Regions from separate parts of the Mus musculus genome. Here regions 2 and 3 are each linked to region 1. The links are chromatin loops, found by intact Hi-C in ENCODE. Cell type or tissue: left cerebral cortex. All regions are shown on one strand.

The links. Peaks named below come from ENCODE experiments on the same cell type or tissue, not always from the same donor. Only the 100,000 strongest peaks of a DNase experiment are listed, where the experiment ranks them.
Region 2: a loop joins it to region 1, with 7 times the contacts of the local background. A loop is called at or near these places in 2 of 42 quality-filtered maps.
Region 3: a loop joins it to region 1, with 2.9 times the contacts of the local background. A loop is called at or near these places in 17 of 42 quality-filtered maps.

What each region holds. Positions count from the first base shown.
Region 1 is chr17:75,540,340-75,548,339 of GRCm38, reverse strand. It overlaps Fam98a (family with sequence similarity 98, member A), which reads left to right. Exons shown (of 8, transcript NM_133747.2): 2 at 581-729; 3 at 3,458-3,592; 4 at 6,960-7,144. Among named protein-coding and RNA genes, the nearest start is that of Fam98a, 7.6 kb to the left of the region's middle. In left cerebral cortex, no CTCF peak of the experiment used is centred here; a DNase peak (open chromatin) is centred at 4,663.
Region 2 is chr17:74,669,816-74,677,815 of GRCm38, reverse strand. It overlaps Birc6 (baculoviral IAP repeat-containing 6), which reads right to left. Exons shown (of 73, transcript NM_007566.3): 64 at 7,434-7,602; 65 at 437-650. Among named protein-coding and RNA genes, the nearest start is that of Ttc27, 44 kb to the left of the region's middle. In left cerebral cortex, a CTCF peak has its summit at 4,366 (motif pointing left); DNase peaks (open chromatin) are centred at 4,371, 5,230 and 7,622.
Region 3 is chr17:74,807,967-74,815,966 of GRCm38, reverse strand. All of the region lies in intron 13 of Ttc27 (tetratricopeptide repeat domain 27), which reads right to left. Among named protein-coding and RNA genes, the nearest start is that of Ttc27, 94 kb to the right of the region's middle. In left cerebral cortex, a CTCF peak has its summit at 4,937 (motif pointing left); a DNase peak (open chromatin) is centred at 4,920.

The sequences.
Region 1 (8,000 bases):
TTTGTTTGTTTGTTTGTTTTGAAGGGGACACTTGTTTTAAGACAGTGTCTCCTGTGTCTTAGGCTGGCTCTGAACTCTGCGTAGCCAAAAATGTCCTTGAGCGATTGATTGATCTCAGGCCTCCACCTATCCAAAGCTAAGATTACCAGCATATGCCACTCTGCTCAATTTATAGTCTTGGGATCTAAACCATGTGTGTGAGGCGAGCATTCTCCCACCTGAGCTGCATCCCCAGCCCTCGTGTGTTCCGAAGGCTTGAGTTGCAGCGATCATTTGATTGGTTCCTTTGTTGTTTTGTTTTTAAGGACCTCACTATGTGGAAGTCACTGTGGCTCCGGGCAAAGGTTCTTCTCTGTTTCCCCAGGGCTGAGATAACAGGCCTGTTCCATCATGCCCAGCTTGACTTTTTCTTCATTTAAAATACTTTTAAAAAAATGTTTATGTCTATGAGTATTTGCCTGTATGTGCATATATGTGCCACATGCATGTGGTTTCTTTACATAAGCAACGCATAGATGTGTCTTACTTGCAACACACCGCACGTTGATTTCCCTCTGAAATTTACTTTCTTCCTCACCAGTTACAAGGGCCCATTGTTGGACGATGGTGCACTGTTGCAGGCAGTCTCCGCTGGAGCCGCTTCCCCGGAGTTTACCAAACTCTGCGCTTGGCTGGTGTCTGAATTAAGAGTCCTTTGTAAACTAGAAGAAAATGTGCAGGCAACTAACAGTGAGTAAATTTTCACTTTTTAAAATGAAATTGGGGCATTGTGAACTAAACATTATTAAAATTAAAGCTAACATTTTAAGTTTTGTAACTGGAAAGAAACATGTCAAACCCTGTGTTCCCCATCGCACATGCAGACGCGCACACACAGTGATTTTGATGATGTTGTTTTCAAGGATAAAGTAATTCTAAATATAAGGCTCCAACAATAAAATATATACAGAGGCTGAAAAGATCTTTGTACTGAGACAGAGAAAAATACAGAGTACACATATGAAATATATGTGCTTGCCATATTTGTTTGTTTGTCTGTTTTAAACAGGGTTCACCATATAGCATAGATTGGCCTTGAACTCATGATCTTTCGGCCACAGCCTGCTGAGTGTTGGGATTATAGGCAAGACCCACATTGTCTGTATTTTGTGAAACTTGAATTGTGACATCCTGGATTGGTGGCTACTAGAATTTCGGATGTTCTTCTTTTAGTTCTACCAGATTCCAGAACTCTGTACAGTATGTAGTGTGTGTGCATTGTCATTCTACTGTGCTTGGGAAGAGAGGGGACACTCCATTAGGCCACTGTCATATCATTGTAACCAGGTGCAGCAGCCCAGATGATAGTGTTGAGAGTATCTGTTTTCTTGTTTTTCTTGATTGCCTGGTTTCTTGACCTTTACCACTAGTTTGTTGACTCTGAATGAGCTTGGAATCTGACACTGTACCTTCTGCTTCTTCCTGTCATAGGTAGAGCTCTAATGGATAGGAAGTAAGAATGTCTGACTGTTAGTGTACCCCTCGGACAGTGTAATCCCATTTTGAAGAGCTCATTCTCGCTTGCTGGTATACATTTATTTCTTGGTATGTTTGCGGCACAAGGAATTATTGTATTTACTCAGACATGTCTGTCAGTGCAGGCTGGTTTGAGGAAATTTGCATCAGCCTGCTAAGTGCTGGACTTTCTACACCTGGCCTGTTAGTATATTTAATATGTGCAGGTTGGTTGTATCCTAGGTTAGCCTATGTCTGACCAATTCAATTAACAAGATCTAGTGTCATAATAATAATGATAGCATATGTTATATTTATTATCCCTTGTGTTCAAAGCAGTAGGTACTGGTTAACTCATTTAGACCTCAGGGCAGTTCTATGAGTTAGATTTTATTACTCTTATGCAGTCAGTGACAAAAGCCCAAAGAAGTTAGGTGCATTGCCTCGGGTCATGTAATTTAGGCTTCAACCACACAGCATCAGGAGAAATTGGGACCAGTGCTTTTAACCAGTTTGGCAGTCTGCCACTAACTGTGACTGATTTGTAGAAACCTTGTAAATACTGTATGGGATACCGTTTTTAACTGGAATCATATAGAACACGGTAAGAGTGGTTATTGCTTGTATAGAGGGAGGGCAGGGTTAGCACGGCTCTTCCTCACTAGCTGTCAGGAAGAGCCTTGTGGCTCTCTGGGATGCTTTGATCACTCTCAAGATGCCCTTTTCCTCGCTTGCCTCCTCATCTCCCAGCTGCCTTTAATGGAGCTCTGTGGAGCTTTAGGGTTGACGAGTCACAATTTGATAAATACATGATGAGAAAATGGACTTAGGACATGAAAATGACTCTAAGGCTTATTCATTTCTCTCCATCTGCAATACTGAGAAGAGAACAATCAGAATACTGACGATGACACCCATCCCTTCATTTACCCATTAAACGTCAAAAATATTTTTATATATAATTTATTTTTATTTTGTATACATTGGTGATTTGACTACATGTATGTCTGAATGAGGGTATTGGATCCCCTAAAACAGAGTTACAGATGGTTGTAAGCTGCCATGTGGGTGCTGGGAATTGAACCCAGGCCCTCTGGAAGACTAATAACTGCTGAACCATCTCTCCAATCCCTCAAGCATTTTTTTATTTTATTTTTTTGCATGTTATTGAAATAAAGAGCTGTAAGTCATGTTTGCTGCCTTCTGGTTTCAGTTACCTGAGAATATGAAATACAAGTGAAAAAACTGGTGATTGCTACAGTAATTGAACTCTTGCTTTTGTGGTTCACAGGAGGAAGAAATCAATGAGTGCAAGAGTATTAGGGAGGTCTCGTGGAGAAGCCCGCGGGGCTTTGATGGATGAGAGAGATTCACTAGTAGAGAAGGGCACAGTCACAGTCATAGCTTAAATAAAGGCTCAAAAGTAACAAACGAGTCAGGCTTTTCTGAGACACTTTGGAGCGCGGCGAGGCCTAGTAGAGCCAGTGTTTGTGGAAGAGGCTCATAGATGGCTGTGACTGAATGTACTGGAAAAGACAGACTTGAACAGTTGGGAGGAGTCTTTGAAAGCAGGTAGGAAAAAACCGGCTGAGGTATAAAGTTAGAGCCATTAAAAATTCTCAGGCAGGGCTGGTGAAGTGTGGCTGAAGAGGAAAAGCAGTTGGCATGCAGCCCTGGTGACCTGAGTTTGGTCCCTGCAACCCACCATCAAAGTGGAAGGAGGAGGGATGCAACTCCACTGTCTTTCTGACCTCTGTGCTCTGTTCTACACAGGCATCATACACACAAAATAAAATGATAACTTAATTGTCAAGTAAGAGACTAGCCTACTGCACACTCTAAAACGTTTTTATTACAGTGGTGTGAGAAAGGATGAACTAGCAAGAAGAGCCTGGGCAGGAAAAGCCTAGTGGGAACTCCATTTTGTGACTAATGCTGTCAAAATTATTTTAATCCCCCCAAGGTCCAAGCGAAGCTGAAGAGTTCCAGCTTGAGGTGAGTGGGCTACTTGGGGAGATGAACTGCCCGTATCCTTCTCTGACATCCGGGGATGTAACCAAGCGCCTTCTTGTTGAGAAGAACTGCCTCCTTTTGCTCAGTAAGTTCATGGCTACTAGAATGTACTGCTCTGTCTGTTTTACATAAGTGATATGTGGGTGGTTGTTGTTCTTGTTGTTGCTCTTGTTGTACCTCGCTTCCTTGTGACTTTAGTTCAAATACTATCCATTTAGAAGAAGAGCTAGCTACATTTCCAGCTAGGAGCTGGTGGAGGGATGCACGCCAGTGGTGCTTTGATCTGAACTGACCTCTCTCTCCCTGGCCTCTGCTTTGGCGCTCCTCCAGCTGCTGTGCCTCTCCTGTTGTGACCAGTGGGGCTGCTGGAGTGTCATGCCGGTGTGTCACCCTGTACTTGTGTTCTAGATGGAAAGCACACAAGTAATCAGTGGCAAGCCTGGAGAGATAAGACAGTGGGTTTTAGGCAGGAAGCGGTGCTTGCACGGTGGCATCGGAAAGGGGTTTTTGTTTACTGTTGTTTCTTTGGATTGGTAAATGCTTTTGTTTCTAAATACACATGATCAACACTTAAGTGGTTCCTCTACCACCGATCATTGTGGAACATCGTTTGTTTGTTTGTTTTTTGTTTGTTTGTTTTAATGAAAAGTTCTTTCCACGTTTTTTAAAAAGATAACTGTCTCTTTTCCTGAAATACAGTTAGTAGACTCGAAATTGTATTGCCTTGCACAAGCTTCCCAGTATGCTTAAGCAATAATCTTAACTTAATCTGTAGTGCTCTGAAATTAAGCTAGATTCAGCTTTGGTTAATTGAATGTCCATGACAAGCGTAGTCCAGAAAGGTTGGTTGTTTGTTTGGTTGTGCAGTCTGAAAATACTAAAACCACAGTATTGAAGGTTTTATGTTGTTTTGGGTTTTTTGTTTTTGTTTTGTTTTGTTTTGAAAAAAAATGTGTTATAGCTATTATGCTTAGGCGCTAAAAATTACTACAGTTACTTAATGTCCCCTTTGTCTAGTATTTGTTGCTGGGGCAGTGTGTGCACGAAGGTCAGGACTTGGTGTAGACACTAATGTTTATGTCTAGCTTCTGGATATTTTTCGGTCTCCTTCAGATTGTGACTGGCCCAGCAGCAGCAGAGCCAACTGACTCTTCTCTGCAGTGTCGCTTATCCTGCTCGGTTGTGCTTGTCACTTACGTTATCTACGTAGGAAGATAACCACTCTGCAAGATGCTTGCAGTGACTCTAGATGGCTGAGTCTTCGTAGAACTCAGCCTTTTTTTCTACTGACACTTAAGAAAGCCACATTGACTGTAAATCTTTATAAAGTGCTTTTAACTCCTTGTTAATTCTTAAGCAGACTATACTAACTATTTGGAATCAGGATCATAACTACAAACTTTATTTTTATGAGTTGATACCTAAAGACCTTATCAAGAGTATACAATGACATGTTCCTCCTGTAAATAAGTGAAGCGTGAAGCAGCTAAAGGTTACTCACCTTTTACATCCTTCACAAGACACACTGGTCCCTTTCCTTGTCCTTGTCACTGCAGCCTGCTTTCCCCAACGCAGCTCTCAGTGTGTAACCTCTTTCATTGAAGCATTTCATACATGCGCTCATTGGTGCTCTGTGTGACTACTTCTGTCATGCCAAGTGTCATTTTTGTCACATCTTGATGCTAGGATTTTCTTCCAGCACCCTGCCACACTAATACGAATTGTTTAGCACAGTACACTGTACTTAAGAGGAAATAAATGATCCTCATTTGAAGTACCAGAATAGGATAATAATCTTTAAGTGTAGGGACTTTGGGCTGTTTACTGGCCTTGTATGGTTCTCAGTTTATACGCACAGCTAAGTTAAGTCAAGCTTGAGTTCCTAATAGATGAAAAGGGGGATATTTTGATTCTTAAGTAGATTGTCAATAAAGATCATCTTTGGTTTTGGGGGTTTTTATAGTATTTCTAACGCCTTTCTAGTGCTTTGAATGTGTCAGTTGCCTTAAAGTTTGTTCATGTAATGGTATTAGTTTCAGGAATGACTGAACTATCTCATCCCAAATTTAGACAACCAGTGTATTAAATCATGTTATATGATTTTCTAGAACAAGGGTTGGCAAACTTTATTAAAAGGCCAGACACTAAGTAGTCCTGGCTGAGCATTCTATGAGGTCTCAGTGGCAACTCCCCACCTCCTGTGTCTCTGCAGGAACACAGTCATGGACGTATGAGAGCAAGTGTGTCAGGACACTGGTAAAAACATGTTTACAACACTAGTTGCTTTCATAACCAGAGTTTTGCTTTTTCGTTGTCTTAATTCCCAAGTATAGCTTACTACCAAGATTTATTAAAGCCACATGGAGTGGCCTCTGCAGAAATTAGCTGTATTTATTACTTTAGAACAGGAATTGATGGCTTCACAGAAATGACTTAGGAAAATCTTGACTTCCCCTTGGCTTCCACCTGAGGACAGGAAATTTGGCGATTCTGGTAGGATAGAAAGACCTAGAAAACCTCCCAAAAGAGCAGAAGCAGGCTTTGCTGAATGCTCGGAAATCCTCCGGTTTAGATGGAAGTGTCTTTGGGACAGTTACAGGAATGTCATTTACTAGGTTAGGCTTCTGCTGAATTTCATGAGATGTGGCCCTCATGTATAAACATTCAACACTAAGGGAATACTGACAGAAAGTGACTTAAGAGCCCAAGGGATGGCTCCAGGGTAAAGGCTCTTCCCACCAAGACTGACTATCAAGTTCAAAACTGCCAACCCCATAGGTAAGAGAACCATGCAAGCTGTCCTCTGAACTCCATATACGTGCTGCGGTGTGCACACATGAAAAAAATACCAAAAAGCAGAAATGATTTGAAAGTTTTGTTGTTATGGTGGGGAAGAAGGTGAGGAATGTGGAGAGGAAGGGCATGTGGGGAAAGACCAATGACAGAGACCCCCAACAGGTGAGTAAGACCCCTGGAGAAATGAGAGAAGAGCCTTAGAAAGTCCAACACCTTCACACTTAGGATGGTCCTGACCACTTCTAGACTGACTGATTATGAGAGGGGGCAGGCAGTTTTGTCATTGTGCTCACATGTGGTTCAAAGTGAAAATTGGCCCTTTGTCACCTTGTGCAAAATTTTAACAGATGCCAACCCTGTTCAGGAGGTAGCATGATCAAATGCAAGAATCTAGATCTTTAGGTGTGACCCACCTTGAGCTTCAGTTTCAAAATATTGCCAAATTTTAATTAACCTGTAAAGAGTTTGTGAATACCTGAGTTGCATAATCAGTGTAATGTTATGTTGTCAGCTGGTAACAATGGTTTTCATTGCTTGTTCTGTCCATTCTTGCAGCTTTAAAAGTTACATATCATTAGGTCTATAGAGTTGTGACTCCAGACTTATGGCTATTAACTATAGTATCTTATTTTGAAATCTTATTTTGTTTACTTCAGCATACCTCATCTCAGAACTAGAAGCTGCCAGAATGCTCTGTGTGAATGCTCCTCCAAAAAAAGCTCAAGAAGGAGGCGGTAGTGAGGTCTTTCAAGAGTTGAAAGGCATATGTATTGCTCTAGGAATGTCCAAACCTCCAGCCAATATAACTATGTTCCAATTCTTCAGCGGGATTGAGAAAAAAGTAAGACCTTTAGTACCGATTGTAGCGTATTAAAGGCATAGTCCTACATTTGCTTGAAATGAAACATTAAGTTTATTTCTCTTAATGGGAACCTAGTTTACATATTAATAAGGAATGTTAATAAATGAGTTTGGGGTTTTAAATCCTAGATACCTTAAAGAGAAATGAATATTTTAGTGGGCTTTTGGTTTTGTTATTTTTAAACACTGACATGTTTCTTTTTCAAAAATGAAACTTTATACTTTGGTTTAAAAGCTGAAGTAAGCTAGATATAATGTAAAAATAACTAAGATTCTTACGTCCTTTATAAAATGACTGAACTTTGAGATGATCTTTATAGCTTTTGTCATTATTTCTATGTTTCCCCCTACTGACTGGACAGAAAAGGACATTAATAAGTCCTGTTTTCTAATCCAGTTGCTTTGGGTTTGTATATTCCAACTAGCAAACTCAATTTGCTGGCTCCTAACATAATTTAGTGTGTGAAAATAGAATCACTTTTATGGCACACATTATCAACAGAATACTGATTTATATATATATATATATACATATATGTATATATTAAATTATTAGGAACAAGCCATTTTAATTTAAAAATGGATGAGTAAAAGAAAATGGTATTTGTTATATAAAGTTATTTCCTGTCTGCATATCTGCCGGACTCACTCACCGTGGGGTGAACACTGTGGGGCACAACAGTGGATCTGTAGTTCGTAGTCTCTGTGTTCATTCATCCATTCAGCTAGTGCTCATTTAGTGCCCACTGGTGTCAGGCCCTGTTGAGGGCCAGTGAAGGATCCGTGCTTCTCAGTCACGGAGGAGTGGGCCAAGCCAGTGTCTTATCTCATGGGTC
Region 2 (8,000 bases), 870 kb after region 1:
ATACTGGACACTAGGATTTTACCCGAATAGGTTTCTATAACATTCACAACTGTATTGGCAAAGTAAAACCCAGCATCTTTAATATGGAATTAGGAACAAGAGCAGTGTCATTAGACTGTGTTTACTGGCACTTAAAGGTGTCTCTGACATCATGCTGAGGGAGATGAACATTCTTTGGATAATGGCTATACCGTGGTGCACTTAGTAATCCGTGTTACCTATACCTATAATATCAGTCTAGGGGATGTCTAATAAGCTTTGTGATAAAGGTGCATAGGTATAAGATACAAACAATACATTTCCTTTATGCTGATATATTGCCTGTGTGTACTAGTATGCTTGTGTGTCAATGAAGAAGAAAAGCTAAAAACTATCAGCAGAACGATTTTTAAAATGCTTAAAGGCAAGGTGAAGAGGAACAAACACGGTGCTGTACCTTAGGCGGTTGGTGTAGGTATCGACACAGGTCTTCATTTTAGCTAATAATGTACCAACAGAAGTTTGACATTCTGACTGTTCATCTTCCTCTTCTTCACCATTCTCTGTAGAAAGAGGCAACAACAGCGGCACCATAGATGTGCAAGAAGCAATGGCGCGGAGCAACTCTAGCAGAGCACGATAGAGTGGCACATGTCTTGCCATGTCCAGAACTACACGAGAAAAAGGGAGAAAGCATAAGTAAGAACACATGCCATATAAACAGCATCAACACCAATACTGTACTGACCTGATCGCTGGTGACCAGACCAGCACACTTATGACACACCATTGCAGGAAAATTAGAAAGATACAGAGTAGGGGGACAGATGTGTACTAATTACTATCTCCTTATATTATATACAAACGATAAAGTACACACTATGGGTACAGCATGCGGACAATTGCATCGTTTAAGTTGAAACAATGAAGTAATCTCATAGTATGTATATAACAATCACAAGACTACAACTTATTAAAAGTCTTTCAATAAATGAATATTCTAGTTAGCATGAAAACATACTATATTTTTAATTAATATCTACAAGCCACATGATTTTTTTTTCTTAAAATGCAAAGTACTAAAAAATAGACTTCTATTAGTTGTTAAATTTAGTGGCCCATTCCAGCTGGAATTCACTTCTTTGCCTCACGTGAGGTAACCTTTCTAACACCAATTACTGAATAGCCATCCCAAGAAGTGGTGCTAGTTGACCTAAGAACAGCAGTTATAAAAACACAATGTTCCTAACCTCACGATTCTACATGAAGACAAATCATTCACAATACTTTGAGACACTGGCAAGCATTCTAACTTTTATACAGAAAAGTCAAACACAACATGAAACTGAAGGAATAGAAATTAGATGGGGAACTGTTCCATGCCTACACAGGGCATGGACATGGGAGGATGAGGTATCATCATCTAGAATCCTGGCCTTTCTACAGCAATGACTACAGGGAAAAAGGGCTGGACCGTGTCAGTCTGACAGGATGATACTTAGTTCTGATGGAAAGTTAATTTCTGCATCAGGGAAGCCTGGGCGACTGGAGAGGACTCAGTGGATAAAGGTGTTTGCTGATAACACAAGCTTGATGACCTGAGTCTGATCACAAAACTGATACAAATGTGGCAGAATCTACTCCATAAAGCTATTTATCCTCTGACTGCCACACACATATTATGGTACGACTGTACACCGGGAGAGGGAGAGGGAGGGAGGGAGAGAGAGAGAGAGAGTGGGACAGACAGAGAGACAGACAGAGAGAGAGAAAAAAAAAAACACACACACGAACATAAATAAAATGAATGGACAGTGAGGTGTAATGGTATAGACCAGCCCTGCAGATGAAGGCAGGAGGCCTGGATGTTCACAGTCATCCTCAAGCTACATGGTGAGCTCCAGGTCAGCTAGGTTACAGGGGACACCGCTGCTTTCAGGAGGGAAAAGGGCCATCATTTTACACCCTCCAGTGATGAGAAGTAAAAAAGTTGGATTGTCACTCTTTGCTTATCTGAAAATTTGTCCTCTATCCCAAATGTGTTCAATGCCCCCTTGTTTTTGAAATCTGAGCCTGTATTTGGAAAACAGAATTAACAGTGGATGTGGATGTGAATGCTGGGGACAAAAGGCTTATGCAGAAATGGGCGTGGGAGAATGGGAAGAGAAAGGAATATATAATGGATTAATAAATACTAACGATGGATAAAAAAGGCCTTATGGAAACACACTACTTTGTAAGCTAGTTTTAAAAATACAACAACAACTACAACAACAACAACATCGAGTTTAAAAGGGGGAGTTTGAACATAGTACCCTACATAGATGAACAATGCTTCACCCCCAGAAGATAAAAATTATTAAATGAAAACCCAGTGCCAGGTTTATAATACATCTTTACAAGTTGCTGGTTAGAGAGCCCCCAAAGCCCCCAAAACAACAAAGGCTATTTTCTTGGTTGACCATCATAGCTAGTGCTGAAGACACAACAAAATTTAGTTGTAGGTATGACATAATTAAAATCAATATGAAACTGGTCTGAAAAAGGTTTCCCAGATGGCTAGCTTTCAGAGTGCCAAAAGGCACTATGAAGTTTATTGGAGAGAAAAGCAGTAGTCCCTGACCTTCCAGACAAGATATGCCTATGGGTACAATAGTAGAATAATGATTTAACCAACGAGTTTTTTTTTGTTTTGTTTTGTTTTGTTTTGTTTTTAAGATTTATTTATTTATTATATGTAAGTACACTGTAGCTGTCTTCAAACGCACCAGAAGAGGACATCAGATCTCATTACGGATGGTTGTGAGCCACCATGTGGTTGCTGGGATTTGAACTCAGGACCTTCGGAAGAGCAGTCAGTGCTCTTACCCGCTGAGCCATCTCGCCAGCCCAACCAACGAGTTTTTAACTGGACTGGAGGACTGCTCCACAGGGGAAAATTTGTGGTAGGAGCTGTAAAGTTGGTCAAATCTAGGACTGGGGGATGAAGGGGACCTGCTACTGTTATTTTGCTAACTAAATATATTATCAAACTATCTTTAAAAGAACTTTGTTTATATCCATAGATTAGTGAGCGCCACTCTCAAATCTTGGTCAGAGTGCTGAGAATAAGGACTGTTCTAAATGGGACATCTTCATTGACTCGCCTGAGCTTCAGAGAACATCATGAAAGAGACAGAAGAAGGAAGGTAAGCAGCAGAGATGGAGAAGAGCTATAGGAGCTACTCTCTTGAGATAATGTAGTCACACAGTTACAGTTACCTGCACAAGACAGTCACTCAACATTCCAGCACTTACGTGGGAGGAGCTGATGAGACCTCACCCCTGCTGAAGAGATACTGGCAATTTACTGCCTGCTGGGGAGAGGAATTCATTTTTCTTTGGGTGTGTAAATTCTATTTTTCTTATATTTTCTATCCAAGCTCATAACTCTACTCTTGTCAGGATAAAGGAATCCCCCAAAGTGGAAAAAGTCTTGAAAGAAACTAACCAGTTCTCTTGGCAAACGTAATAATCATAACAAACAAAAGCATACTAAGACATGACAAAACAATGAAGAAATGTGATAACTATATACAACAGACTATCCTAGATTGGATACCAAGATAAAAATCAGACATGAAATAAAACGAGGATGTATCCAGTGAGCTAACGCTAAGTTGTTCCTGTTGCTCACTGGGCATAGCAATGACAGATGCAGCACTCCTGGGAAGATGGTCGGCAATACTGAACGGCCTGCAAGAGCTCACAACTATTCTAGGAATCTAACCTTGCTGTAAAGTTAAAGACAACAAACCCCATTACAGGAAAATCTAGCTCTTATCACAACTTAATTCCCCAAATGTCCTACTATACTTCATTGCCTCTGATATGCATGTGTAACAGGGTTAGAAAGGATGGTTACACATTCTGCTGTCCCAGAATGAAGGACGCTAAGGCAGAAGGAACATGAGTGTCAGAGTAAATGGCCTACAGAGTGCGAGCCTAGTAAAAAATATTTTAAAATCTTAACAGAAGAGCAGCCTCACAAATGGATGCCGTTCATTTCAAGACAGATTTTCACATCCTTTTAGTCTATACTCTGTGTTTCCTGGGGGAGACCTCCTTTGCAGTTTCCTGAGCACAAACACAAATAACTTAGTATAACCTCAATTTCTCTTTTGACTCTAAAAGACTTTGAAACTAGCACTAAAAGGTAAAGGCTTTCTAACACTTTAAGGGTTGTTAGCATGGCCACTATGTGAATACTGAGTAGTATAATGTGCCATACAACTTACTATATTATTTGTTGGAGGAGGGGGATACAACAAAGAATTGTTTTGTAAATGTGAGTAAACCTAAGTAAAGTTCTTAAACATTCCTGAAGGTGACACAGTACCTCCACCTGGTGGCAAATGTGGTAACTACAGGCTTATTAAATGTTACCTGATGGTTAAAATGATGATTCTGACCAATAAAGATTTTTTGACATTGTACAATGTGTAGGATAACATGAACACATTCTCCACACAAGATTCTTCTATCTACCTAGAACATTTCTAGCATAAATAACCACTTTTTCTCTCCAGTGGAATTTCTATCATTCCTTTTTATTAGGATATGTTACTATTTACTATGCTCAGTATTGTAATTCAACAAGGACATACAACATGTGGTAATGAAACCAGATGATTCAGGTAAATCTCAGTGAGTTCAGTGCCAGCCTGGGCTACAGAGCTACTTCTAGGACAGCCAGGCAGGCAGGAATGAGCGTGCACACACACACACACACACACACTGTCTAGAAAAAGCAAAACAAACAAACAAACAAAAATCCCCAAACCAAAACAAAAGAAAAAAAAAAGATAATTAGCCAGTCTTTCTCTTTCAAACGAATGCATGTATCGGGGAAAGAGCACACTTGGAGGTTAGAGAGCAGTCAGCTTCTTCTTCCACTCTGGCCTTCTTCCGGTGCGGTAGCATGTGTCTTTACCAATGAACCAGCTCAGGGGCTGAGTAATTAGCATTTGCTATCCTCACAAATGTATCACGTATACATGATGAGATCCTTCCAATTTTTCTGTTTAGTTTGAAATTCAAAATTTAATTGCTGCAAACTAGGCTGGCTTAGTGTTATGAAACATTGCAACTCTCCCAGACCAAATATGGGTGCCAGGCATCATCGGAGGCCAGAAGGTGTTGATTACTCCTGGGTATGGAGCAATCAACAGCTTTGAGTAGCTGTAAGGGTGCTGGAGAGCAAACTGGGGTCTCCTGAAAACGCAAATAGTGCTTCTACACGCAGAGCACTCAACACTTTGAACAAATGAAGGAGAACATGCTGTGTTTGTTTTCATGTTCCTAGCTTATTTAAGTTGAAAGTGACCTGCAGTTTTCCCCATATGCAAATAAAAGGATTTTTACACTTTATGGTTGAAGCAAATGCCACTTTAAAAAAATCTTAGATGATAAAGCTGTATCTTGGCTATTATAAATAGTGCATGCACTCGCACACTCGCGCCCGCACACACACACAGACACACACACATCTTATCCTTTTACTTCCATTAGATGTGCATACACACACCCAATAGTGAAATTTCTAGATCATGTACTAATTCTTTATAATTTTTTTTTTTTGAGACAGGGTTTCTCTGTATAGCCCTTGCTGTCCTGGAACTCACTCTGTAGACCAGGCTGGCCTGGAACTCAGAAATCCACCTGCCTCTGCCTCCCAAATGCTGGGATTAAAGGTGTGCGCCACCATACCCAGCTCCTTATAAATTTTTTTAAAATTTAGATTTATTTTGTGTGTATGAATGTTTTGTATGTTTGTACATATGGGTACCACATACATCCCTCGTACCTATGGAAGACCAAAGAAAGTGTCAGATATCCTAGAATTAAAGTTACAGGTGGCTGAGAGTCACTACATGGGTGCTGGGAACTGAATGTGAGTGCTTTAAGAGCAACAAAACTGCTTTTAACTGCAGAACCATCTTTCCATCCCCTTCATATATAAGAAGCCTACAGAACGACTCTACATCAAATTAAGAGTCTATGCATAGCAAAAGAAACTACCAAATAGCCAAGGGGTAGGTTACAAAGAGACTTTTGTAAACCCTTTGAGTCTTACAATACTTAAACTCAATAACTAACATAATCCATGTAATCCAAGAACAAAAGATCTGAACACAAGTTTCTTAAAAGATAGAAAAGGGCCAGTAAGTATATTTAAAACTCAGTATCAAAACAAACCATATTCTCAACAGGAATAACTAACTTCGGGACTGCCGATCACTAAGGAAATGAGCTCCAATCTCACCTCAGCGGGATCAGCGAAATATGGTGTCTTGTGTTTGGAATCTGTTGGAATGTCCAGAAACAAACATGTTTCCACTTATATATAAAAGAAATACATTTTCCTTTCAGGTCTATAAAAAGGACCAAATTATTGGAGAGATCTAGTAGGAGAGCAATTCATTAAACAGTCTAGATAAAGAAGGTGAATTGTTCAGAATTTATGTGAACAAAACTGAATCTGCATAAATCTCCATGTTTCTAAAAGCATTTACTAATCTTAAATTTCCTAAATAAAAGTTAGAATCTAAAACTAATACTACTATAGCTAACTATAGCATACATAAAAGAACATACATGCATATATTTATAATTATACACGCATGCACACACACACACAAAAGAATAGCATATTCATCATTATACCACAAGTGAAAAGAACCAAGAGAGAGAATACAACACCAAATTTAACAGTGGCTACCTCTAACAAGAGGATCTCAGCTCTCCTGATAAAAGGTTAATTAATACTAAGAATATATAAAGAACTGATAAACACCAAAAAAGTCAAAAAAGACAAACGAACTGAACTATATAGACTTTAAAACAGGAGGCCTAAATAGCCAACATAACACAATTTTCATAATGATTAGCTATCAAGGAAGTACAAACCCAAACTACCCTGAAATAGATTCAAAAGGCCCCAAAGGGAGAAGGCGTCATGGATACAGCACTGAAGACCTGAGCTGTAGTGGAGCTTCCACGGTGAAAAGAACTGAACCGTGACCTGACTTCCACGGGTGTGTCTTGGCAAGCATGTCCATTTGTGTACACACACACACACACATTTTTAAAGTAGAGGAAAAAGGACAAGGAGGCAGATAAGTAACTACTTGGGAAGAACTGAGAGCAATGTGAGAGAGACAGGGATGAGACAAGGAAGGTGTGACTAATATAAAAGCCCATTATATTCACTTATGCCACATTATATTCATGTACATTACAAAATAACCCTACATCAGTTGCACGTTGATAAGGCTGTCTATGGTAACTTTAATTTCAAAAACTTTATACCCTTCTTAGGCAGTATCACGGCCTTACTTTTTCAATAATGGACTTTCAAGTTAGAGTCGTGTCTGAGGTTACGCAGCCGTGCAGCGCCTGCACCCCTGACTCACCGGAGTCGTTGCGCAGGTAGGAGGACATGGCTGGGATGAGGCAGGACTGACTGAGGAGCTCCAGAAGCACCGAGGGCAGAGCACTGCTGTTCTGGGCGCGGCTCTCGGGAGACGCCTGGGCTTCCCCATTGACAGCACCACTCATGGGGTTTATGTAACTCGCAAGGACCTGCATTGCAGACAAGAAATTGGAGTTCAGCTTTATACACTTCAGTGATGTGTTTCATAACTAGACACTTGATCTCAGCACACTCAAGAGCATCTGGTTTTTACTTAGCCAATGTTGACACTCTTTCTGATTGTGTACTTTTCATTTTGGAGATAGCTTTTCCACATAAGGCCCTGACAAACCTCAAGGTTGGGTTTCTCGACTGAGAGGGTGGCCTTGGATTTTTATCCCTCAACTTTGTGTGCTGGGATTATAGGCCTGAGATATCAAACACGGCTAAAAAAGGACATTTCCACTTAACTTTTCAGAAGGGAAGGGACTGTTTGCTGAGGGTTGCTTACACAGGACAATAGCTCTCTATGTAACTGAAAGAGGAGCGCCCTGAGGACAGAGCAGCA
Region 3 (8,000 bases), 730 kb after region 1:
ATTGTTGCAAAAAAAAAAAAAAAAAAAAAAAGAAAAGAAATACAAAGAATTCTGCCATGCTGGGGGGGGGGGGAGAGGGTTAAGGGGGTGGCCAGCAGGGTGTGGTGGTACAAATTTCTTCAGAATAAATACAAAGAGGAGATTCACTTAGTTATAAAATTAGCCAACAACAAAAAAAAATGACCACAGAAGGTACAGATCAGTAGGAACCAATTACAAACTCAGAACAATTTTCAAAAATTTTTGGGAGATATTTACTGGCTGAGACCTACAATTTGATTAAGTACTCATAAAATTGGCAAGAGCTTGATGTAACTTAGAGAAGAATTATTAACAAATATTCAAAAAGCAAACATATATAGTTTATAAAAAGAACTAATTGGATTCTTCCACATATTGTAAAGAGAACATCAATTCCAGAAGCAGCAATATTCTATGTAGATGCGAACCAGATGGGGATGGCAGGTTATAAGTCACACAAAATAAGCAAAGTGACCAAAAGTCTATATACCTCAGTTCAAAAATCAAAACTGTATTCAATTCTTACAGTATGATTAGATTATCCTGAATCTCTTAATATAATTACTATTTCTTTATATTCAGAAAGAGTTGTTTGGCATATAGACTGCTGAATTTCTCATACCGAAGTTAATTCAGAATTAACTTTGCTATTTACACAATTGCAACAGGCCATCAGAAGTAGAAACTATCAATTATATATTACTCATATTCAGTCTCATACAGGCTTGCTAGGTCTATTAGCTCACAGAAATGAGGAAATTGATGAATTACTAATAGAAAATATGTTAGAAGCCTCAAAATTTCATGAAAAACATTAACAGTAAAGATTTAAAGAAAAAAAACTTCTATCACTTGGCAACAAAGCCACAGAAATAAAAAATGTCCTATATGTTCTCTATACAACCAAACTTCAGAACCACCTTACAGTAACCCTAGTGGTACCAAAAGAAATTATCTTTTTCATTTTGCAGAATTTGGAAAACAAAGGTATATACGCCATACCACTGATAGGTGCTCAGGGTTTCAATGGGCAGCTGCTTTAAGAGCTGAAAAGGCTGCTTGTGTAATTACACACTTATTAGAAATAATGGCAATTATGGGGATACCTGCGCAAATTAAGACCAATAACGCTCATGAATATGTTTCCAATAAGATAAAGCAATTCTGTGCATATTACAATATAAAACATATTTCTGGTATGTATACTACACAATCAATCCTATAGGAAAAGCAGTTGTAGAAAGAGTCAATCGTAATTTAAAAGAGATGCTTATTAAACAAAAAGGAAGAGTAAAAACCCGCAGGGACAGACTAGATAATGCTTTGTTAACCCTAAATTTTCTTAATGTTGGTGGAAAAGGAACAGCTGAGAGACACTGGGTTATCAATATAACTGAGGAAGTAAGCCAACCCAATATACTATAAGTTGACATTAAAATGGAAGCCTGCAATAGTTTTAAGTTGAGGATATAGTTATGTTTATGTATCTACAAGGACTGAAAAAATATGAATACCAACAAAACTTATAAAGAGACTGGAGAGACAACACAGAGACTGGACAAAATAAAAAAATACAGCTAGCTTTCCCAGGATTTGGCCAATATCCAAAATTTCACAGGGTACCAAAAAGATATCCTTACTTCCAGACAAGTAATTTTAAGAACATGACTCCCCTATTACCAAAAGATAGGATGGATGTTTTTGGTTGTTTGACATGTAATGGTTGTTTATCATCTAGAGTGGTTGGCTGATACTGGTTATGGTCCGGGAGGAAACAAAACAATGTTTAAATCAGAGATCTTTCTCTTCTATCTAAAAATGGAGAAAAGGAGGGGAAATGGGGACTAACAATAAATAAATAAATAAATAACCAATTAGCCTACTAGTCTTAAATATTTTACTTTGGCATAGGTGTATAATGATAGAAATTTAAGATTGTTTTGTTCGACTATTGTCTAATAATAGAAATTTAAGGTCGTTTTGTTTCATTATTGTATTTCGATGGAAATTTAAGGTTGCTCTGAATATTTAATGATAAAATTTTAAGGTTGTTTTGCTTGACTTCTGTTTGATATGTTGTATACAAGCACCTTATCTAAAATATGGTATAAAGTTCTAGTTTTATGGTTCTCATAATTATTTCTATTGCATGTAGGTTGTTAATGACAGAGAAAAAGACAACTCTTATTAAAAAAAAACAGAATGGGGGATATGAAGTGAAAATTTCCGGTTTCTTTAACAACTCTGTTGTGTACTCTGTTGTGTCACATGCTTTTTGGAAGGTGTCTTTGTAAGAGGGTGTCTTAGTCAGGGTTTCTATTCTTGCACAAACATCATGACCAAGAAGCAAGTTGGGGAGGAAAGGGTTTATTTGGCTTACACTTCCATGCTGCTGTTCATCACCAAAGAAGTCAGGACTGGAACTCAAGCAGGTCAGGAAGCAGGAGCTGATGCAGAGGCCATGGAGGGATGTTCTTATTGGCTTGCCTCCCCTGGCTTGCTCAGCCTGCTCTCTTATAGAACCCAAAACTACCAGCCCAGAGTTGGCACCACCCACAAGGGGCTTTTTCCCCTTGATCACTAATTGAAAAAATGCCTTACAGTTGGATCTTACAGAGGCATTTCCTTAACTGAAGCTCCTTTCTCTGTGATAACTCCAGCTGTGTCAAGTTGACACAAAACTAGCCAGTACAGAGGGCATGTGATGCTTTGCTGAAAACAGACCCTTGAGAGGATGTGTGATGTCTAGAAAGAAGATAAATGGAAGGCCATAAACTGAGAGGATGCTCTTGCACTCTTCTTCACTAGTCCTCACTTCATAGAATTACATCAAAGGAATTCTCAGGGTGTTCCAGCTCATTCTGGCTGCTTGCCTTGCTGTTTCTGTTAAATCAAGTTGCCACTACTGATCTGTATTTGGTGTTTGTTATTGAACTGGACTGCTGGTATCCTGACAACAAAGAGTGGAACTGCTCCCAAGGAACTACTTCAAACAGGTCCACAACCCCCTTTTCCTCTTAATCACCTTTCTCCCCTACCTCTGATCAGTGGGCTAGAAGGGAGGTTGGAGCATTTAAGAATCCTAAATAAAGTAGATTTTGAAAATATCTAAGCCTACAGACCACCCCTCAGGAAGGCAGGATTACCCCCAGGAAGGCAAGCTCATCTTAAACCATGCTATAGAAACAGTAGAATAATGAGCCCTTTGATGACGTATTCTCCTCCAGCCTCGAGTACAGTCAAGAGCCTCAGTGACTCTGTGAGCGTGCCCACTTTTCTGAGTACAAATGTACAGCTTTTCTTTTCCCTTTTTTTTCTCTTTAAGGTGCTGGCCAGAACCTAAATATGCCTTTTCTAGTACATTGGGCTTCCTTACTCTTTCTCTCTCTAAACAACATCTCCAAGCCCCTATGTGTCACCATGTGTCTCACCTCCACACCAGCTTAACTCAAAGGACAGGGTATTCCTTATCTCTCCAGTCTCCTCCTCCAGACAGCTGTTGGGATTTACAGCTTGCCTGCTCTGCGAATTTTTTTGAATACTAATAAAATTATACATAATTTTCCATTAAAGTCTATTCTAAAATTACCTTATTAATGGAACTAAGAACCCAAAATTTCTGTTAACAATAGTATATACTAATTTTGCCTAGCCACATCTCATTCCAACCTTTCATATACTATAATCATTCCTGTTCCCTCTTTCTAGTCACCTTAACAAGCATCTACTAAGTATGCCAGGCCCTGACACTACGAGCTTTCCATTTACAACTTCATGTATTCCTCACAGAAACTCTGCTAGGTAATGAATGTCACCCTCATTAAGGAAATGCTGAACATAGGAGGTGTTCAACCACATCAGTGTTACTCCAAGCCTCACCCTCCCCACCGCACCACACTGCCTCTCAATATACCATCCTACCCGCACATGAGCTATGGTTTATGACAATACACCTGTCTTAGTTAGGGCTTTACTACTGTGAGCAGACACCATGACCAAGGCAACTCTTATAAAGGCAGGATTTAATGGAGGCTGCTTACAGGTTCAGAGCTTCAGTCCATTATCATCAAGGCAGGAGCACTGCAGCATGCATGCAGGCACAGTGCAGGTGTCTACATCTTCAACTTCAGGTCACTAGGAGAATACTAGCTTCTAGGCAGCTAGGACTCGGGTATTAAAGCCCACACCACCCACAGTGACACACCTACTCCAAGAAGGCCACACCTCCTAATAATGTCACTTCCTAGCCCAAACATACAAATCATCACACCACCCCAGTCACCAGTACCGAAAGACGGGGGGAAATAATGCAGTAACATGTACCTTCAGAACACAAATGAGTCCTTCCCCAAAGGCTGCCTTGTCAGGCCATGCACAGACAGAGAAGCAGCAACAGAGGGGTGGGCATGTTCAGATGGAGGGGAGCATCAAAAGGGTCTTGCCAAAAATGGAAACAAGCACTTGGCAGAAAGGCTCTGTTGAGATTTCTATAGAGCTCACACATCTAGAGCAAGCCAGGAGGCCATTGCTATTGCTGGCCATGACCTATGGAAGCCAGAGTCCACTGTATGGGAGTCAATGCAAAAAACAAAAGCAAAACAACTGTTTATTTTAAATAATGTGATGCCTGTATTTAAATAATGATTGCTTAAATATTTTAAATAACTTAAAACAAAAAACAAAAACAAAACCACAAGTGGCTGGAATATGGCCCCCTAGCATCAGAGAGAGTATAACAGAAGTGAGCAGACGATGGCTGACTCAGGAGACTCTGAGCACCTGCGTGGCTTCAGCTGTAATACGCAACCTCAGAGACTCAGTTCCTGGATGTTAAGGGGGGGGGGGTGTTAAACCAGGCTATAATTCCAAGGCTCTGGGACTCCCCAGAAGTGATAGGGTTCTGAGGTACACTGGTGCCATCTAGTGGTGGGATAAATACATTGGTCATACAAGACAGTATTTGGAATCAGCAGATTTGAAGAGATATAAAGGGAGTCTATTCAATTAGAGGCCTTAGAAATCAATTCAAAAGAGGCCAAGAGAAAAACATGGTCTATAGAGGAAGTTTACTCAAAGCTTCATGATTACTAGTTTCTGGAGTGCAGTGTTGGGTAGTGAGGAGAGCAATTACAGCACTTTATAAACTTCAACACCAAAAATAGAAATTAGCCATCTAAGGCCACTAGAGAATGAGTAAAATTACTTTTATGACTAAAAAGATAACTTTACAGCACGAAGGAAACAGACAGAAATACCACTTGCTTGGATATCACAATTTCCTTTTGTTTTGTTTTGTTTTGTTTTCAAGACAGAGTTTCTCTGTGTAGTCCCGGCTGTCCTGGAACTCACTCTGTAGACCAGGCTGACCTTGAACTCAGAGATCTGCCTGCCTCTGCCTCCCAAGTGCTGGGATTAAAGGCGTGCACCACCACTGCCTCGCCAGTTTTCTGACTTGCTACCCAGAGTTCCTTCTTCCTAAGGGACTGGGGGGCTTGGGGGTGGGAATGGGGCGCTGTCCACATGAATAAACAAGTTCACAATTTCTGCTATGTCCCTTCGGGACCAACTGGTTGGCGTCTGTCTGTCACATGAACTAAAGGTTAACATAATCTAGCCCTAAAGGCACGCCCCGTTCTCTATCCTGTGCCTTCTTCCCTACCTCAGTCTCATGGCACAAATGAAAACAAGCTGTTGAATATAGTTCAACAAACAGGAAATACCCTTAGGCCAAATCCAAGATCACTGCCACCTCTGTTTGGTAGTGGCTTTCCCCAAGACATGCTCCATGCTCTTAAGTCGTGCATCACCATACTTGCACTCTAATATTCCCCTCACTGAAGGAGAACACTCTTTAACCTGTCAGTTTTACTGTCTCCCTAAGGGGATAGTTTCCTTAATTTTCCTTTTACTGTTGTAAAAGAATTCTACTATTGGTTGTTTAATGCTGTTTCTTGTTTGGATGTTTACAGCTATTCTGTTATTTGCCTCTTCTTTCCAGAAAACTTACACCACGTAAGTCATCTGCTCCCGAGACCTTCCCAGAAGGTTTATCTCCCTGTTGGCTACAGATAACGGGCAAGAGTGATTTCTCTCATCACCTTGCAGAGCAACAGGCGGGAGAGACAGTTGCACGTTTGCTGCAGAGAGCTGACTGCACCAGAACTGAGCTAGCCCATACGTATGCTGGCTCTGCTTTTCCGAGCAGTGGAGTGATTGCAGACTCGGCTTTCCACCTTATGCAGGCACAGAACAGACCGGCCTGTGCCATGCCTCTGGGGTTCCTAGGTCTCAGAACCAAGCAGGCATCAGGCAGGGTTTCCACCTTCCCCACTCTATCACGGCCCAGACGCTACCACAGGGTTCTTGGCAGCTGTAAAATTAAGCCTTAGGAGTTTCTTTCTTTTTTTTCCCTTCCTTCCTTTCTTTTTTTTTTCCTTCCTTCCTTTCTTTTTTTTATTGCTAGCCAATATGAGAAAGAAAGAAAAAGACTCTTTTTTTTCTGTACATATTATTCACATATGTCCATCCTGTCTGCTCTTTGAAAAGGGAACACCAACCTCCTTGAATTTTCTACCACAAGTAATAACTTTACGACAGAAATTATTGGGTCACATTTCAAATGTAGATACTTTATCCTTTCAAAAACTAAAATGAGTCAGGCATAGTGTCACATGCCATAAACCCAGTGTTAGGGAGGCTGAAGCAGAAAAATGACAAGCTCAAAGCCAACCTAGCCTACACAGTAAGATCCTGCCTCAAAACAAAAACCACTAAAAGGACAGGCAACATTTGCCCTGTACATAAGGGTGAGTATGGCCCAGGCCTTGGGATGAACCATGATTCAAAGGTCTGACTCACAGGGAGAGCTCAGGAGATTCACTGGGCACCCTGTGCCAGACAGCTCCAATCTTACAACTTTATTCTGCTTCTTCCAATAGCCCAGTGACTCTTTGTTGACGGGAAACAACGTCTACGCTAACAGCTGAAGGTATTCAGGACGCTCTAGACTTGGCCTTGGCCAATATGGCACTGTGTCCTCCACAATCTCCTACAGAGGTCAAACCGAGAAGTTAAGAGCTCTGAAGCTAGGGCAAATGTCCAGGCTGAATATCAACTCCTGTCTTCATCAACTACAGCGGCTGGTACAAACTGACACTTCTAATTCTTCATCTATAAAGTTAGTAAAAACATTAAGGATCTTGGTGATTGTGCCGCTGGCTAAGAGTATCTACAGAGTGCTTAAAAGTCAGTACCTGAAGCCTGGTCATATGTAAAACTCCTTGCTGTGTTACTATTAGGATAGAATAGAATAAAGTCAGAACTCTACAGTCACCAAGAATCTTTGCTTTCTAAATGACTGGTGTTTGCACATGCAGAATATATTATTCCCAGAAGACATGCCCCCAGTTTCACTTCTGTGAATCTAACCCTTCTTTAAGTGCTCAGTGAAAATCACTTCTCCATCAGGCCTTTCCTGACCATCCATTGTTGCTTCATTCGCCTCTAGGCAGCAAAAGCACACTGCCCATTTATTCTACCACTGCTCACAGGGGACTCACACCTCTCCTCTCCCCACTGACACACAAAAAACAAAGGATTGCAAGCCTGCATCTTAACAAGCTTTTGCATCTCTCAATACTGCTAAAGGAATCCACGTTACATCCTAGCTTAGATCATCAGTGCTTTAAAAAGCTCCAGTCTCAGGAAAGCATTAGTCCCGTTGACTGCCCCCTACCACTCAGCACTGCCACTGGCTTCCCTTCACCTTTGTCCACCAGTGTTTCACTTCTGCCTGCAATAAAACAAGGCCGTCTAGTATCTCTTTACTTAGCTGTCTATTCTCGGTTCAGCACTGCATTTGACCACCATCTCCCTAGGAAGCAGGTTACTGATAGTAATCTGCTGTCTCACCGCACCCACTCTTCAGTCCTCAGAGTCTGTTTTTGATCGTCACCAGCAGGCTTCAAGCCAGGGACCAG